Linked DNA regions of Homo sapiens: region 2 is linked to region 1. A link is a loop called in an ENCODE intact Hi-C map of the cell type or tissue named here. Cell type or tissue: GM12878. All regions are shown on one strand. Each heading gives the region's core, and the rest is flanking DNA. Links, peaks and the distances in the headings are about the cores only.

Evidence for each region. A loop is a pair of places that touch in the nucleus more often than their neighbours do. Peaks named below come from ENCODE experiments on the same cell type or tissue, not always from the same donor. Only the 100,000 strongest peaks of a DNase experiment are listed, where the experiment ranks them.
Region 2: a loop joins it to region 1, with 7 times the contacts of the local background. A loop is called at or near these places in 5 of 110 quality-filtered maps.

What each region holds. Positions count from the first base shown.
Region 1 is chr4:20,417,926-20,426,272 of GRCh38, forward strand. All of the region lies in intron 4 of SLIT2 (slit guidance ligand 2), which reads left to right. Among named protein-coding and RNA genes, the nearest start is that of SLIT2-IT1, 30 kb to the left of the region's middle. RefSeq lists enhancers at 1,010-1,079, 1,200-1,249. In GM12878, for the core only: CTCF peaks have their summits at 1,120 (motif pointing right) and 4,686 (motif pointing right); DNase peaks (open chromatin) are centred at 1,176 and 4,684; H3K4me3 peaks cover 390 bases; H3K27ac peaks cover 569 bases.
Region 2 is chr4:20,756,364-20,764,710 of GRCh38, forward strand. KCNIP4 (potassium voltage-gated channel interacting protein 4) reads right to left here. Exons shown (of 9, transcript NM_025221.6): 4 at 2,458-2,527. It also overlaps a transcript of PACRGL not described here. Among named protein-coding and RNA genes, the nearest start is that of PACRGL, 60 kb to the left of the region's middle. In GM12878, for the core only: a CTCF peak has its summit at 3,874; no DNase peak of the experiment used is centred there.

The DNA.
Region 1 (8,347 bases), core at 208-8,207:
TGTTCCTACTATGCTCCACTGTAGCCCATAACTATCTTTCACCTTGTTAAATTTTCAGCACTTTCCACTGTATGAAATGATCTTAAGGGGTTGTCCTGTCTCTCCTATAGTAGAGTGTACCACTGGAAGAGGCAGAGACATTTTCTGTCTTAATGTTGGTATGTAGTGGGGTCTGACCATCAATATCAGTTGAATTGGCATGGGAATGGATGACTCTGTACATAGGAGGCCAAACAAATAAAAATTTTAAAACCGCTTATCTGACAGGATCACGCTTTTTTCACTTCGGCTGTTGTTAGTTTTAATTCTCTGAAGTTATACATGGTTAGATAAAATGGTCTATGAAAGTCCTGGGTGGTGATGGGACTAGAGACAAGGATTCAAAATGTATTATAGCAAATTTATGTGTAGAAAAAAACACGTGGTTAATTAAGACTTGCTTTCTGTCATTTTATGAAGGTATCTATGTAAGGTCCTAGTTTTCTCCATTATACATAGCTGAAAGAAACACCAGTAATGAAACGTTTTTGTATTATTCTCACTCCAAAAGCCTAGTTATACTGAGGGCGGCCAATAGATCTACTATGGGATACAATGAATATTTAATTTACTTTGATGAAAAGGTGTCATAAGAGCCTTTGACAACCCACAGTGAAAACTTGAGGATGATTTTATTAACTCAAACCCGATAGCATATGTTGTGCAAACTAAGACATCAAAGACTTTTTAAATTAATACCTGGGAATTTCTTGGGAGAAGTAACTGCATATTAGGATTGAGAACAACTCTAAGTTGTCACATATTGAAATTTGTTTTTAATTACTGAAAAGTCATTTTCTCTTATTTCTGGCTCGGGTAAATAGTAGGAAAAATAACACACACATACACATACACAAATGATATCAAATTAAAAGAGAGAAAACAAATGTGAAAGGATTATGGTGTGAACTGTTTGCTTTCCAGCATATTAACTGTACCCATGAACTCTCATCTCCCGCCCCACAGAAAAAAACTAATTATTGGAATTTTTTAGTGAACAGGAAGGATATCAGAGTACGATACTTTCTGTTTCCCTTAAATGCATACCATTTTCTCTATTTTCATAGTTTACCAGTTTCCCAGTAGATGGCACCATTGTGACTCACAATGTTGCTCCACCTTGTAAGGAAGTATTATACACACTTTCAATTTCAAAACATTTGTAAATAGTGCAGTATAGTAACACTTGCGGTGGTGTCTTAGAACACAAATACTTCTACAGTATCTAGAAGACATGTCAACTGTTGAAAGCCAATAAATGTCACAAGAACCCCCGTAATTCCTTTGTATATGTGTGATTTCATATCTTATAATTTTTATACATTTAAATTATTTTAATAAAAATGTGCTTACATACATGTACACACATATGTGTATGTATGCTTATAAATGTCTAAAACTGTATAATTATTTAATGATTTACTTACTACTCTTACTATTTCTTTCTACCTGGATTAATGTGACAAGCCACTCAGAGAAACTGAAAATTCCCATGGGCTTCTCCAGTTGTTCTTGGGAAAAAGGAGACTAGAACAGTGATTTCAGATCTGGAATACACTGGACTCCAACCTCAGATTTTCTCTTTGCTGCCTGTATTACCTAAAGCAATTGACATAACCTCTCTGATATTCAATTTTCCCACCTTTAAAATGGGGAAGATGGCATATACCTGGCTGTGTTGCTGTTAAGGGTAAGTTTTAAGCTGTGTGTGTGTGTGTGTGTGTGTGTGTGTGTGTGTGTGTGTGTTGCAAAAATAAATACAGTGACTGTTATAGAGTAGAAGTTCAAAAATGGTGGCTGCATTCCGATTACAGCTTGCATTAAAGTTGAATATTAAGAACAGGAGAGATCGATGATGGTGTGTTTTGTAACCTTCACACGGTTTTCTATATCATAGGATGAGTCCTAGCTTTCAGAGATTTCCTTGCGCCTATGTCTACCCTTTCTTTTGGTCCTAGAAAAGGTCACAGATTTAAAGTAAGTCAATGTGGAACATTAACATGGCTCATGCAGGTTCTGTGCAGCTGTCTCTATGGGTTCTTGAAATAAAATAGGGCCAAACCAGGCACTTCAAATGGTAGATTTGAACAATAAATGATAACCACTGTCTCTAATATCCAAATCATTCCCTACTCATCCTTCTTTAGGCTCATAGTTCATTGCACTGTCTTCTTAAATAACTACCCGAACACAACTCCACTTTTCTCACTTCTAATGCGTACATTTTTAGCAATAGGTTTTGGTTAGGGTCTTCTCTGTCCACATACTACAACTGTGAGTACATGACTGACCCACACTTTTAACTTGGTGCTTTTGGATTCAGGCAGATGTTTAGTTCCAAGAAGCCTTTGAGAATCATGTTGTACTTACAGAAGCACTCACTATGCTTCCTTTTCCAAGTGATTAGTCTTTCACTATTAATTCATTCAACAAATATTGATGCAACACTTTGTATGCCAGTTACTATGCAGACACTAAGTTGTGCCCTCATGGTCCTTCAACTTTACCTGAAAATAATATATTTTATTTATTTAACCAATATTAGGTATCAAGTGTTTTACAAACATTGCCTAATTTTATCCTTGTAGAACCCTAGGAACTAGAGGCCATAGATTAAAGATGTGGAAACTAAGACACAGAGAATAAGACATTTACAGAAAAAGAAGTGAAGGAAGGAGGGAAGGAAAAGGAGAGAGAAAGGGAGGGAGAGAAAGAAAAAAGGGAGGAAGAAAGGGAGGAAGAGATTCAAATGTTGACACCCTAACCTCCAATGCAGTGGTATTTAGAGGGGGGTACTTGGGAGGCAATTTGATTTAGATGAGGTAATGGGCCAGGGGCTCTCATGATGGGATCGATGTCTTTATAAGAGGAGACACCAGAGAGCTTGTTCTTTCTGTCTGCTGTGTGAGGATACAGCAAGAAGAAAGCCAGGAAGAAAGCCCTTGCCAGAAACAGATCATGCTGGCACCCTAATCTTGGACTTCTTAGCCTCCAGAACTATGAGAGAATAAATTTCTGTTCTTAAAGCCACCTAGTCTGTGGTATTTTCTGATGGCATCCCTAGCAAGTTAAAACACCATTTTTTGATTTTCTGAAACTGGTACCTGGAGGTAGAATGGAGGGAATTAAAAGAAAAGGTAATTAGTAGTGTCAGCATTTTAGCCCAGATATTAAAATGGGGATGACCTTCAGTTTCCTAAATTTGATGAAGGATTTGGTGAAGGATGAGGGATGTCATTATTGAAAAATATGTATCAGACTTTCGCCTTTTCCAAGAAGTCAGTCACAGCTTTCAGATCCCAGGTATGTTTGAAAGTGACTTTAGTCTGATCTTTTCATGCCACTTAGAATTCCCAGGCTTGCCAGTGGAACATTTTGTAGTAACATTTAAAAATATAAACTTTTCATTTCTTGCCTGCAGTGGAGAGAGCTGATTCACGATGAGTTCCTCTGTCCCTCCCTTCACCATATGTCTCTTCTTCATTGTTGATTTCCTGTTGACATTAAAAGGAGCAACATATGAAGGAGTTAGAAGGAAAGCTTTAAATTTAACGATAAACTTTTTTGAAAGCATGGATCAGATTTTCTTACAAAGCCATTTAAAATGCATTGTAAATCATTTCTTTCATATTTTGTAGAGACTTGTTTTGGAAGTATCGATATTCCCTTCTCCCCAGCCCCCAAAAGATTAAGAAAAATATAAATAGATTTATTTTTACAATGTAATGAGATGAGAGGGATCCTGTGAGCAAGCTGATAAGTCTTGCAATTCACTAACATAGCCCATGAAATCCAGCTCTGATGTCAAGAGGCTCTAAGCATTTTGCAATTCTTAACGGAATGTTTTCTTTGCCTCCCTCCTTCCCTTTCTCCATTTGACAGCACCTGTGCATGTGCATGCAAGATTGCTTTTCAGATCTATGCTTTGGTTTTTTGTTCATTTTTGTCAGAAAAGTCAGCCTATGCTTATTAGGGATCTACAGGAATTGTTTCCACATGGTTCTAATGGATGCATGGACGGAACACCTCCACAACATGTTGCTGTTGGCCTGGTGCTCTGTCACTACCAAGATTTCAGAGTTCATTTCTTGGCTCCTTTTTGTTCTTCCTCGATCCAAGTTCACACTTCATAATACGTTTTAATTGTCATCTCAATGAGATGACTCAAATTTATATATTGATATATCTGTATCACAAAAAAATTGCAAATTGCGTGCATTGTCAATGTGAATTATAGATAGTATGCTATGAAAACAAAAATATTTTCTAATCTGTCTGACTTTTAGTAGAGAAGTCAAGATGAGATCATAATTAATCCAGGCTTGAATTAACATAGCTGGAATAGTTAACATGGGCATAGTCCCTCATCTGTCTTTGGCTATTTGGGGGAAAAGAAATACATGTTAAAGTGAAAATTAGTGGAGGAACTTTTAATTAGTCATACATTTTTACTCAGTTTCATACACAAGAATATTCATTTTGGCCATAGGAAATTGCCACTATTTGATCATTTTGATTGACCAAAAAAAGCTGGCAATTTCAAATGATGCAATACAGGTCACCATCACTGCTTCCAGGAAGCTTACATCCTAATGTTAACAGGTAAATAACGAAATAATTAAGATGGCTTTAGTGTAATGAGAGGCAGTGGGCAGAAGGGGGCATGAGAGGCTCTTTCAGATGGTCTGATCAGGGCAAGTCTCTCTGAGAAGACATTTGCACAGTGGCCTGAATGAGATGGAGCCAGACTGCCATAAAGGTGACTTTACATCTGGGAGATCTGAGGCAGCAACGAGGCAGGATTTTTGAGCAGCAGAAAGGAGGCCAGCATCAATGAAGGAAAGAAGGGTGGAAAATGAGAATGGAAATAGAGGTCGGAGTGAAGTGGATGTGCAGAATACTCAATATCATTCTGATTTTTTTCCCCATGTGGCACTATTAACTTTAGCCACTCTATTTAAAATTGCTTATTGTGGTGGGGGGTGGGAGGAGGTGGTTAGAAAATGTATGTTTAACCTATTCACTTGCCTTTATTTCTTGTTCCTTAAGTTTTTTAATGCTTTCTATGACATCGCTATCCCAATCTCTACTATGCTTGTGTCTTCTGGTTTACCCCCATGTTTCTTTCATGCCTTCTCCCAGAGGAGTGACTCACAGTTTGCATATACTAGACCCAAATTTTTAGACTACAGCCAAAGTAAATCCACGTACAGACATAGGGGAAACACTGAGATTGGGGATGATCTTATTTTGTTTAATTTCTAGAAAACCAAGTTAATTGAGATAAAGGAGGCATATTTAAAAACCAGAAAAGGAGACTTAGGACAATGGAAAGATTTAAATAGATACCCTTAGTGAACATAATTGAAATACTCATTATTTACATTTTCTGCAACATCCCCGAATATTTACCAAAGTAAAGAACTTATTAAAAAGTATACTATAATTTATAATTTCAGGAAATTATAAATTATAATTTATAATTTTAGTGTGACTAAATTAGAATTTGAGAAATACAAAGTTTAACATGTTTACACAAATTTGTCGTTTAGGATTTAAATTATATTTCAAGGTGGAAGAAGAGAGTGCTCCTGATTACAAATGGAGAAGTGGTAGAATTCTCACTGACCACAAGAGGTCTGCCTTTGATTCTCACAATTTCACATGGGACCTTTCTCTTAAACCTTCAGTACTATGATTGGCATTTAAGGGTCAGACAGTAAACATTTGTATACCGAATGACGGAATCAAATATTGAAGGTAGAACTCATAAACATAATGCAAATATAAATGTTATATGTTAAAATTATCTTTATGAGTAAGGAAAATTCTAAGCTTACTCTGTATTTACACCACTAAGAATGGATGATTATGAGTTCATTTAAATGTTTGAGTTTTAAGTGTCACTTTGCATTACATGTGTTTCCTTAAAGGAATGTAATTTTGGCTCATGTGATCAACTTGATATACGAATTTCATATGGTTAAAGAATCTATTGGCAATCTCTCTCTTCATTGGTTTACTTTTAAAGATTGATTCTTCTAGAAAAGGGAATATTTTAGATTGCTTCATAAAATTAGTAAATTAAATGTGTAAATGAAACCATTTGTTCATTGTCATGTTACTCAGAGTTGGCATAGAACATACGTGGAACTAATGTTTTTATTGGCACACTTTTCCATCAACTACTGCCACCTTCCAGGAATGTTAAATTGATCAAGTTAGTACAAACTAACCATAAAACACTTTTATCTGCTTATCAATTTCAAAGCACCTTAACTTCATGAAAATGACAAAGTTTTATTGTTCTCTGACAGGTCTTCTTTCTGAATTAGATTACTTACCCATCATAATACCTATGGAATTCCAGAATAAAATTCTAGTGTAGAAAAAATGTTTAAAGTAATTTGAGAAAATACATCAAGAAGTTCAAATGATTCAAAAAGCCCATGAGTTTTTCCATAAACTTCAAAAATACCAGGCATGTTATAACATCTCATACAATAAAATTTCACATGTATGGGTTTTTCTCAAATACTGTAGTAACCATTTATTCACAGAACATACATGTCATTTTCTATTTGTCGTCTAATTTTTTTAAAATGCTTAGATTTGACAATCAAAATACAGAAATCTAGCATGATTCCATAGAAATCTATTTTCTAGTTGAAATTGTTTTAATGCCAAGTGTGTCACTAAGAAACAAAGTCAATGTGCACATCTGCTTTTGGGCATTTGTATATTTTTATAAACAGTCACAGAAGCATTTGTTAACATTCTGTGAGAGGCCCCCCTGCTTTCAGAGATTTACCAGGTGTTCATTACCTTTTGTTTTCATCTCTATATATCCCTTAGTGGATATTTCTGTATTTATCAATCCACCTCAGTACCGTGGTAACTCAAATTTTAAAGTAACAATGAATGAGACTTTACTAATATCAGATTTGCAAGTCCAAATAAAGTGTGTCTATATATTTTTGGTTTACATATTTATTCTTTCTAAATATTTCAGTTGATTGATAAGGCATAATTTGTCTCATGAAAACCCTTGTCTTTTTCCCAAAGGATGGTGTTTGCTTATTTTCCCTGAACTTTTGGTATGTTTTAAACAGTGTTTGAAGTTTATTATGAGTGCTCATGAAGTTTTAGTTTAGCTGTAGCAATTTCTGGATTGTTTTTGACCTTCAGACTTTGTGGATACAGGCAAACCTTATTTTTTTAATTAATGACTTTGTATTTAAACAATAAGTTTTAATTTTTTCACAAAGTTTTATGCTTTGTCCTATTTTGTTGTATTTTTGCAGAGTTATTGTTACTGTTTTGTTTAAGGTTTTTTAAATGTCATTTTTAAAAAACTCATTGTCCACATTCCAGCCTGGGAGATAGAGCGAGACACTATCAAAAAAATAAATAAATAAACAAATAAAACCATTGTCCATTTCTCCTGAGCTTTCACCAAGTCTTTTTTTCTATAAATACCTTCCAAGTTTCTAATGGCTATTATTTATATGAATGAAATAGTCTCAGAAAAAATAAGTTTATACACGTGTGTGGTGTATATCTACTGTAGAGAACAAGGATCCCGTTTAAAGAAATGTCATATTGATTAGATACAATTTTAACTTGCTGGAAATTACTTTCTAAAAATATTATTTTCCAAATCTTCCTGTCCATAAATCCGTTTGTAAAGGGAAAAGCCACTCTTAATACATAGAAATTCCTTTTAGTGAGTTCAACTTTAAGCCCCTAGGAAATGCTTTAGTCTTTCAAATATCCAAAAAGTTAACAGATTTTATATGAACACTTTACATGAGAAAGTGGTACTTTTGCTGAAAACTTAAAGTAGTAAATGGAGAAAACTCAAGTGTAGCATTATTTCCAGCTGCTGCAGATTCCATGCTTTTTCATATGTCCCTTTCTCTGCCTGCCTCTCCCTCCTATGCCAATCCTTTGTATGACCATGAGTTTTTCAAGACTCTTCTGTGCTATCCCTGACAATTCAGTTTGGGATTTGCTGTCACCTTAGGAGCTTCTCTGTAAACCTGTGATTTTTTTCCTATTAGACTAATGTGTGAATGAGTGTTTTGCTCAGTGCTCCCTTATAGACTGTGAGCTTCTTGAGAACAGGGTTGCTCCTTCTTCACCATTGCATCCTCAGTGTGTAGTGTGGTACCTAACACATGGCAGCTGACTTTGGCTTAACCAACACATGCTTGAATGAAGCAGCTCCAAACCTGGAATGCGGAGGCAGTAGGGAAGGAAAGGATATCACCAGGACTGCTGGCAGATGAGCACAGAGTTGAGTACA
Region 2 (8,347 bases), core at 19-8,018, 340 kb after region 1:
CTATCTTTTTCCTCCAATTCTGAATCCTATTTATCTCTTTTCTTTTCTATCCTAAAGCTATTAACATCTCCTTCTTTACCAGTCTTCCCTGTGTATAAACAATGTCCAGTCTTTTCTACATTAAAAGATAAAGTCTTCCACTGGTATCTACCCAGCACTATGATCAGTTTCCTCATCACTTCACTCTTCCAGCAAAGCTTTTTGTAAGTGCTGTCTCTATTGGTTGTCGCTGTTTTCTTCTCATCGTCCTTTTCACCCTCTGCAATTTGGCTTCTGCTTGTGCGCTCCACTCCCTAGTAGTTCATCCAGGGCACTTGGGCTGTCCTGATCATGCCCAACAATGACTCCCATGTTGCCACATCCCAAAGAGACCTTCTGATCCTTACCTTACTGGACTTCATCATTTCATTTCTGAACTATCTATCTCTCTTGTGTTTATTTCCATAAACTGTTCATTCTCTGTCTCCTTTGTTGATCCCTTTTCCTTATGGTTCTTGACATGTGTTCTGGAGTTTCATGCTGGCCTCATGGAGCTTGCAACCTTTTATAATTCCCCCAGTAACCTCATCTACATCATGGATTTAACCACTACTTCTTGATTAATAATTCTCAAATCTCTATCTCTTTCTCTGACTTGTCCTCTGAGCCTCACATTTGTGCCAACTTCTTGTTGAGTCTAAATCCCCACAGGCACCTCAGATGTAATTTGTCCAAAACTGAGATCATTATCGCCCTATTCCTCCTGTAAAGAGTCACCTGGTGTCCATGATGGAATCCTGGAAGGTATCACAAACTCCTCTCTTCATCTCTTTATGCCACAAAAAGTTAGTTCATCACTAAATTCTTCCATTTTTGTCATCTAAATATGTCTGTAATCTGTCCCCACTTCTCATTTTCTCCTATGCATATACTTATTTAAAGACCTTATTGTTTTGCCTCCTACAGCAGTAATCTTCTAATTAGTCTCCCTGCCTGCAGTATTGCTGACCTCAAGTTAATCTTCCACTGACCTATCAGTGAAATGTATCCCAAACACAAATCAAATCTGACTGTAAAAGATCCCACTTAAACTTATCAGTGGCTTTGCATCACCTCAAGGATAAAGTCCCATTTCTTCATATGGCATCCTTGACTCTCTAGGACATTTCACCCTCCATTGTACACTCTCTACCCTAGCCACACCCAAATCCTGGCAATTTCCTGCAAATGCCCATCTTCAGTTCTATGCTCTGACCCTTTGTTTACACCCCATTTGCCTAAAATGTCATGTCCCTACTGCCTTTTAAAGCGGGAAGACATCATACTCAGAAGTGAACTTCTCCTGAGAGGTATAATGGGAGAGCGAAAGACTATACACTTTGGAAATGGATCAAACTCTCTGCACCTTAGTTTCCACGTGTGTATCTTTAAAAAAATGAGGATTATAGGTAGGGTTGTTGGATGGTGAGGCATGCCAGGGACAGGCACATATTAGATGCTTTCTGAATGGCAACAACTTCAGCTCAGGTTCAACTCATCTGGAGAGTCTCTTTTTATGTCCTCTCTGTCCTGCAGCTAATTTAATCATGCCAGCACTGTGCTCTCAGAATATTATTTTTTAACTCCCATAATCACAGTTATACTTGAGTTTGACATTGTCCATCTGCTACACTAGGTATAACATTCTTTTGGGCAGAGATTACATCCTATTCCTCTTAATTCCCCCTACGTGATCAGCACCTCATGCATGGCTAGGCACACCATAGGCTGTGGGACAAATATAAGTTGGGCATCTGTTAGGTAATTGAAAGAAAAACTATAAGGTCCAATGGCAAGAATATCTTTTCACTCATCTCTAACATGCATGTATTATCATTACGCTATCCTTGTGTTTTCTTTCCAATTAAAATAATATCTAGGATGGTTTTAATTTTCTCAGATGAGGGAGCACAGTAAAGAATTACTGAAAGAAAGAGGAACAGCAGAAAATATACAAGGGGAGGCTGCAGAAAATCTAGGTTATAACCCAGATCTGCCACTGAGTCAATATGTGGCCCTGAGCAAACCATTTACCTTCTCCAATCCCCAGATTTCATATCTATAAATTGAGGATAATTACATTTTTCCTAATTTTCAGAGTTGGGAGAATCAAGTGAGACCTACAATGCATGTGAATGAGCTTTGTGGCATTTTTGAGCACCCTCATAATAGTCAGAAAACATTGTGCATTTGAGAGCCACAGTACTGGGCACACAGTAATAGTTGTATTAAACTAAAGAGCAGCCTCTTGGATATTTGATAATTTCTAAGTCGCTGGCTTTTATGGTACATTAAAAATTATATACACTTGCATGCTGTGCATTAATTCTTTTACATAACGATTAAAAATGTAGCATCATGCTATGAAAAATTAAACTCAACACTGCAAGCATAATTGTAACTCTGATAGTATGTTAACAAGTCCACATTTGTACTTACCTCCCTGTGGAAAGAACTGCGAGTAAATCTCTTTGAAGGTTTCTTCATTAACAACACCACTGGGGCATTCCTAGGGAAAGTGGCAGAGAAGCAATATGAGCAAAGTGTTCATAAAACTGAATTTTTTTTGCACATTTTGAAACAGAACTGTCTACCATGCAAAGCTGCACCAAGAAAATTAACCATTCATCCATTATTACAAAGGGAATAAAAGCACACTATAAACTTATGTTTGTTCCAGTTCTCACAAGAAAAAAAAACGTAGATGTAAATATCTTTGCATATTGAGTATCAAAGTAGGTGTAATGTATTCAGAAACACAGTGCTGCTTTTAAGAACACATATGTTTATTATAAAGTAAAAGGAAATTGCATTATTTTTCACACAGCAAGCATGTTGCAAGATGTTTATAATATAGTCTTTGGTGAATCTTGGTTTTGTCCTTTCAAGGTTTTCTGAACTCACATAATCTTCGATTCAATGGCAGAATTACTCTATTGGCATCTCTAGTGGCTCAAGAAGCTTCAACCAGTAATAGATACTAATGCTTGTTAACAGGATGTCTAGGCATACCCAAGACATGGTTTTGTAACAAGTGACCTTGGGTGAGATAGAACCCCATATTTTTGAACTTCCGGAAAGGAGAGTCTGCAAAGAAATGGCCTGGCCTGGGCTTAATAGATCCCCACCTTTGTCCCTGGGTCAACTTGTCAAAGAATGATGGACATTGATCTTGGGAACTACACCCATGTTGGACAACTGACCTGGAGGGGCCACAGGGCAAGGTTAGCCCTCTGAGAGTGGTTTTGGCATTTTTGCTAATAAAAAAAAGAAAAAAAGAAACTTTAAAGTGTCAGAAGGGGGCTGCCTTGGTGCAGAATATAAGGTTTGAGCAAGCAAATTGTCCCCCAATCTCTGGAAATTCCTCCATTTTTTGGAGTTATAAGAACCAGTGTGGTTAAGAATTTAGGCGTAGAGGCCCCTTGAGTGGTGGAGACTGACAATCACATGATAGCCCAGAATTGAATCATGTGAGATATTAACTGTATGGTGATCCCTTGTTATCCTTGGGGCATTGCTTCCAGGACCACCGCGGATACCAAAATCCATGCACATTCAAGTCCCACACTTGGCACTGCAGAACCTGCAGATAAGAGAAGTTGGTCCTTCCTATCCTGTATCTTTGATCTGCATTTGGCAGTGGATGCTGAAGCTGCAAATTCAGAGGGGCGACTATATTTATTGACAAAAATCCACATATAAGTGGACCCACACACTTCCAACTAGTGTTGTTCAAGAGTCAACTGCACATTGTAAGTGGAGAAGTGGTAAGTTCTGTTTAGTCTCTTTTAGTAGATTCTCATGAACAGTCCCATGTGATCAGAGCTCCCCTGACTCTAGTTGTCACAGCACTCCCACGCCACCTAACGTCCACCCAGGACTAAGTTCACTGGGGAAGGATGAATGGTGTGCTAACTCCCCAACAGACCTGACTTTAGACATGAATATTCTGTGTACTCTAAATTTGATACTGTTTCCAGCATCTTTATCAATCACCTATGGTAGTATTTAAAACATCACTTAACCCTTAAAATCATTGTTCCCTCACTAATAAACTTACTTTCTTTATTCCAGTGAGTCAGTTACTCAACTGTAATGTGCTTCACCTGCAGAATTTTCTATTTTCTCATTTGTTGTTTTGAAAGGTAGGACCTTTGATACATAAACAGTGTTAACAGTTTCAATGTGAATTTGTGTTTACAGAGCTTCTCGATATGGTTTTATCCCATTTGTTAATGATGAGCTTAGGTAGGCAAAATAGCTGCATTCACAGAGGCAGAACTGGAGGTGCTGAGTGGCAAAGCACTTTGTTACACACTAAGCCAGTGGGGAAGCTGGAATGTGGGCTTGGAACTCTCCAGGTCATGACAAGGTTTCGTATTAGATGACCCCTGTGGAAATAATGATGACCTCAAGGACCTAAGAGAATTGGAGTAAAGAAAAAAACAACCAAAAACAAATGAGCAAGCAAGCAAGCAAGTGAACTGTGATGGTTGATTTTATGTGTTTAACTTCTCTGGGCCATAGTGTCCAAGTGTTTGGTCAAGCATTATTCTGGATAGTTCTGTAAGGGTGTTTTTGAGATTTATTACATTGATGCAAAATTGCGGCTTTTGCTATTACTTTCAATACATTTAAGCTGGTAGACTTTAAGTAAAGCAGATTGCCCTCCACAATGTGAGGGGGCCTCATTGAATCAGTTTAAGGCCTGAACAGAACAAAGACGGACCTTCCCAGAGAAAGAGTGTTCTTCAGACATCATCTGTAATATTGGCTTCCCTTGTTCACCAGCACCCTGCCTTTGGACTTGAACTGTAACTGTTTTCTGAGGCTCCAGCTTGCCAGACCCCTTCATTAGATATCAAGCTGGCCAAGGCTCCACAAAGTGTGAACCAATATCTTAATAAGTCTCTTTATACTCACACATCCTATTAGTTCCATTTCTCTGAAGGACCCTAATACATAAATGAATTAACAACCAATAGCTACAACTCCAAAGGTGGTATGTATACAGCTAATCTCTCAAACATTTTGACTATCTATCTAGCTGACACCAATGGACCCATTTTAAGACTAAACACTTTGCAGTTAGACCCTCTCACACATGGAAATTGTGATTTATTGGCTATTTAATGCTAAGCCAGTTGCTTGGGATAGTAAGGAGAGAGTAAATACCTGGCTCTCTGCCATCAGGTGGCAAGCTTGTGCAAAGTTAGAGCTGGAAAGTTGCCTGGGAGTTAAAAGTTGATGCTGATAAAGGAAGAGGACTTCAAGCAAAGGGACCTCTGCATCAACAAATTTGTTAGCTGCCTTCAGTCTCTAGATATATTTGATAGATATAATGTGAAATGAATTTGTAAACTGACTATCTGATATGCATGTGTTTTATGTTTAATCACATATCTGTGTCAGAGGAAACCTTTTCTCTGCCAAATGAAAACTACTGGCCAAGTTTCAGGGTGGAAAGTCTCACCAGATAAATTTGTTTTTATCCACCTTATATTCATTACATTAGTTTACATCTCTACAAACACATACTGTATGCCTATTATTCCAGGAGTCTTCTAGGAACTGGGACTGCTACAATAAACCAGTCAAAGGTCTTCCCATCATGGAACCTCTATCCAACTAGAAGAATAAAGACTGTCTTTGTTCAGGCTCCTTTAACAAAATGCCATAGACTAGGCAGCTTATAAACAATAGAAATTTATTTCTCATAGTACTGGAGGCTAGGAAGTCTAAGACCATAGGATTAGCAGATTCAGTGCTTGATGAGGCCACATTCCTGGTTCATAGATGGCATCTTCTAGCTGTGTTCCCACATAGTGGAAGGGGCGAGCTAGCTCTGTGGGGTCTTTTATAAAAGGACACTTATCTAATTCATGAAGTCTCTGTCCACCTGATCTAATCATCTCCCAAAGGCCCCACCTCCTAATACTATCACATTGGGGGTTAGGATTTCAACATATGAGTTCTAAAGGGACACAAACATTCAGACCATAGCAAAGACCAATAACTAAATATTAAAAAATCAAATCCAAGAATGATGATCTTTTATTTATTCCCAGAGATTTTTTATTGAAACTAGTGCATTTTTTTAAACCTTCAGGTGAGAAAAAGATGCTAGTGATTTACAAGATGGTATACATTCTGTAACTTTTTCTTCACCTCTTCTGTGCAGTGATCTCTCCATAAAAGTGGTCTCTCTACTTCTCTATCAAGAATGAATTTGGCCAGGCTGCATGTGCAGCAAAGTGTAAAACATAAACAATGTGCTGTATTAGTTAACTCTTGCTGCTGTAAAATTAGGCCTTCAAATGTCCCTTAATCAAAATGCTTGGGAACAGAAGTGTCTTGGATTTTAGATTTTTTGGGATTTGGAATATTCACATTACACTCAGCAGTTGTGTTAGTTCATTTCCACACTGCTATAAAGAACTGCCCAAGTCTGGGTAATTTATAAAGGAAAGAGGTTAATTGACTCACAGGTCAGCATCCCTGGGAAGGCCTCAGGAAACTTACAATCATGGTGGAAGGCAAAGGAGAAGGAAGGCACCTTCTTCACAAGGCAGCAAGAAAGGAGAAGTGCTGAGTGAAAGGCAGGAGCCCCTTATAAAACCATCATAACTCATGAGAACTCACCCACTTATCACGAGAACAGCATGGGGGAACTGCCTCCATGATTCAATTACTCCACCTGCTCTCTCCCTTGACACCTGGGGATTATGGGGATTACAATTCAAGATGAGATTTGGGTAGGGCACAAAGCATAACCACATCACCAGTTGAACATACCTAACCTGAAAATCTGAAATACTCCAATGAGCATTTACTTTGAATGCCATTTTGTCTCTCAAAAAGTTTTGGATTTTACAGTATTTTGCTTTTTTGGATGAGGGATAGTCAACCTGTATAACACAGTTAAAAACCACGTAGTATATTTCTTATTCACATAACAATCTTGGGTGAGTGTACAGATCAGCTGATGGTTCTTCTAGGGACAGAGGCTAATGAAGATTTGGTGACTTTAACATATGGCGCCAACAGTCTCTGTGACTGTGTCATCCAGAAGGAGGAAAAGAACGCTGAAAAGAGTACATGGAAACTTTTTATGGGCCAGGTCTTAAAGTGGTATACATCATTTCTATTCTCATTTTTTTTGTTGTTAGAGATCACTTAATGTGTCTACCCCAAACAAAATAAGAAGTCTGGTATGGCCAGAAAGAAGACAAGAATGCAGATTTGTAAAGAGTTTGGAATATCTATCCCTGTGGCATGTTTGAAAGATACTCCAAGTGTCTGTGTTCTGAAACAGTTCTCCCACTGATGCTTTATTTATTGATTTTTATTTTGTATTTTTGTAAAGATGGGATCTCACTATGTTGCCCAGGCTGGATTTGAATTCCCTGCCACAAGCAATCCTGCCTTGGCCTGCCAAAGTGCTGGGATTACAGGTGTGAGCCCAGCCTCCCACTGATGTTGTAACATGAAGATTATCAAGTCATTTAGCAGTATAAATTGTCTCCATTTCCCAGGTGTCATTTTTAAAGACTGTTTACTTGCTTCAAGTAAACAAGTACAATGAAGCTTAAATGTTTGAGCATGAATTTTTTCATTAGATTTTTCTAAGGATCCAAGAAGCAGTAGGGTTCCTGGGTTTAGGGATAGTAAGAAATGCCTCACTCATCCATCTTCTGAGAATTTGCTGCAAGCTTCTACTAACCCTTATGGTTCTGTATTCTATTTTCTAATGAAATTTTGTCTGATTATTAGCAAATGATTATTCCATGAAAATATGCCCTCTATAGAAAAAAATTAAAGAAAATGAAAATCACCCATAATCTGACTACTGTAAGAGTATATTGGTCATTTATATAAGCATATATACCGTAGAAATAAAGTTTTAATAAGACAAAATTATAGCATTTTATGTTCTTTAACTTTAGGAAATATCCTGAACATTTTTTACATCATGATTTTTAGTGACTGCATAATAATGCATCCATTGAACTTACCATACTGTTGCATATTGAGGCGATTTTGGCATTTTTGCACTACATAGGAATAATGATGTAATTAATATTCTATGCATCCTTCTGTGACTGCACTTGTGGTTTCTTCTTTATGACTAATCCCAGAAGGAGAATCGTAAGACCAACCAGTTTAAACCATTGAAAGCTCTTTCTATGCACAGTCATGGTGCTTTCCAGAAACGCTGCATCCATTCGTGCTGCCACCGCAGCTTTATGAGAAAGTCTCACACCGAGAGGAGCTACCGACTAGAATCACATGGGAATTGGACACACACACACACACACACACACACAAC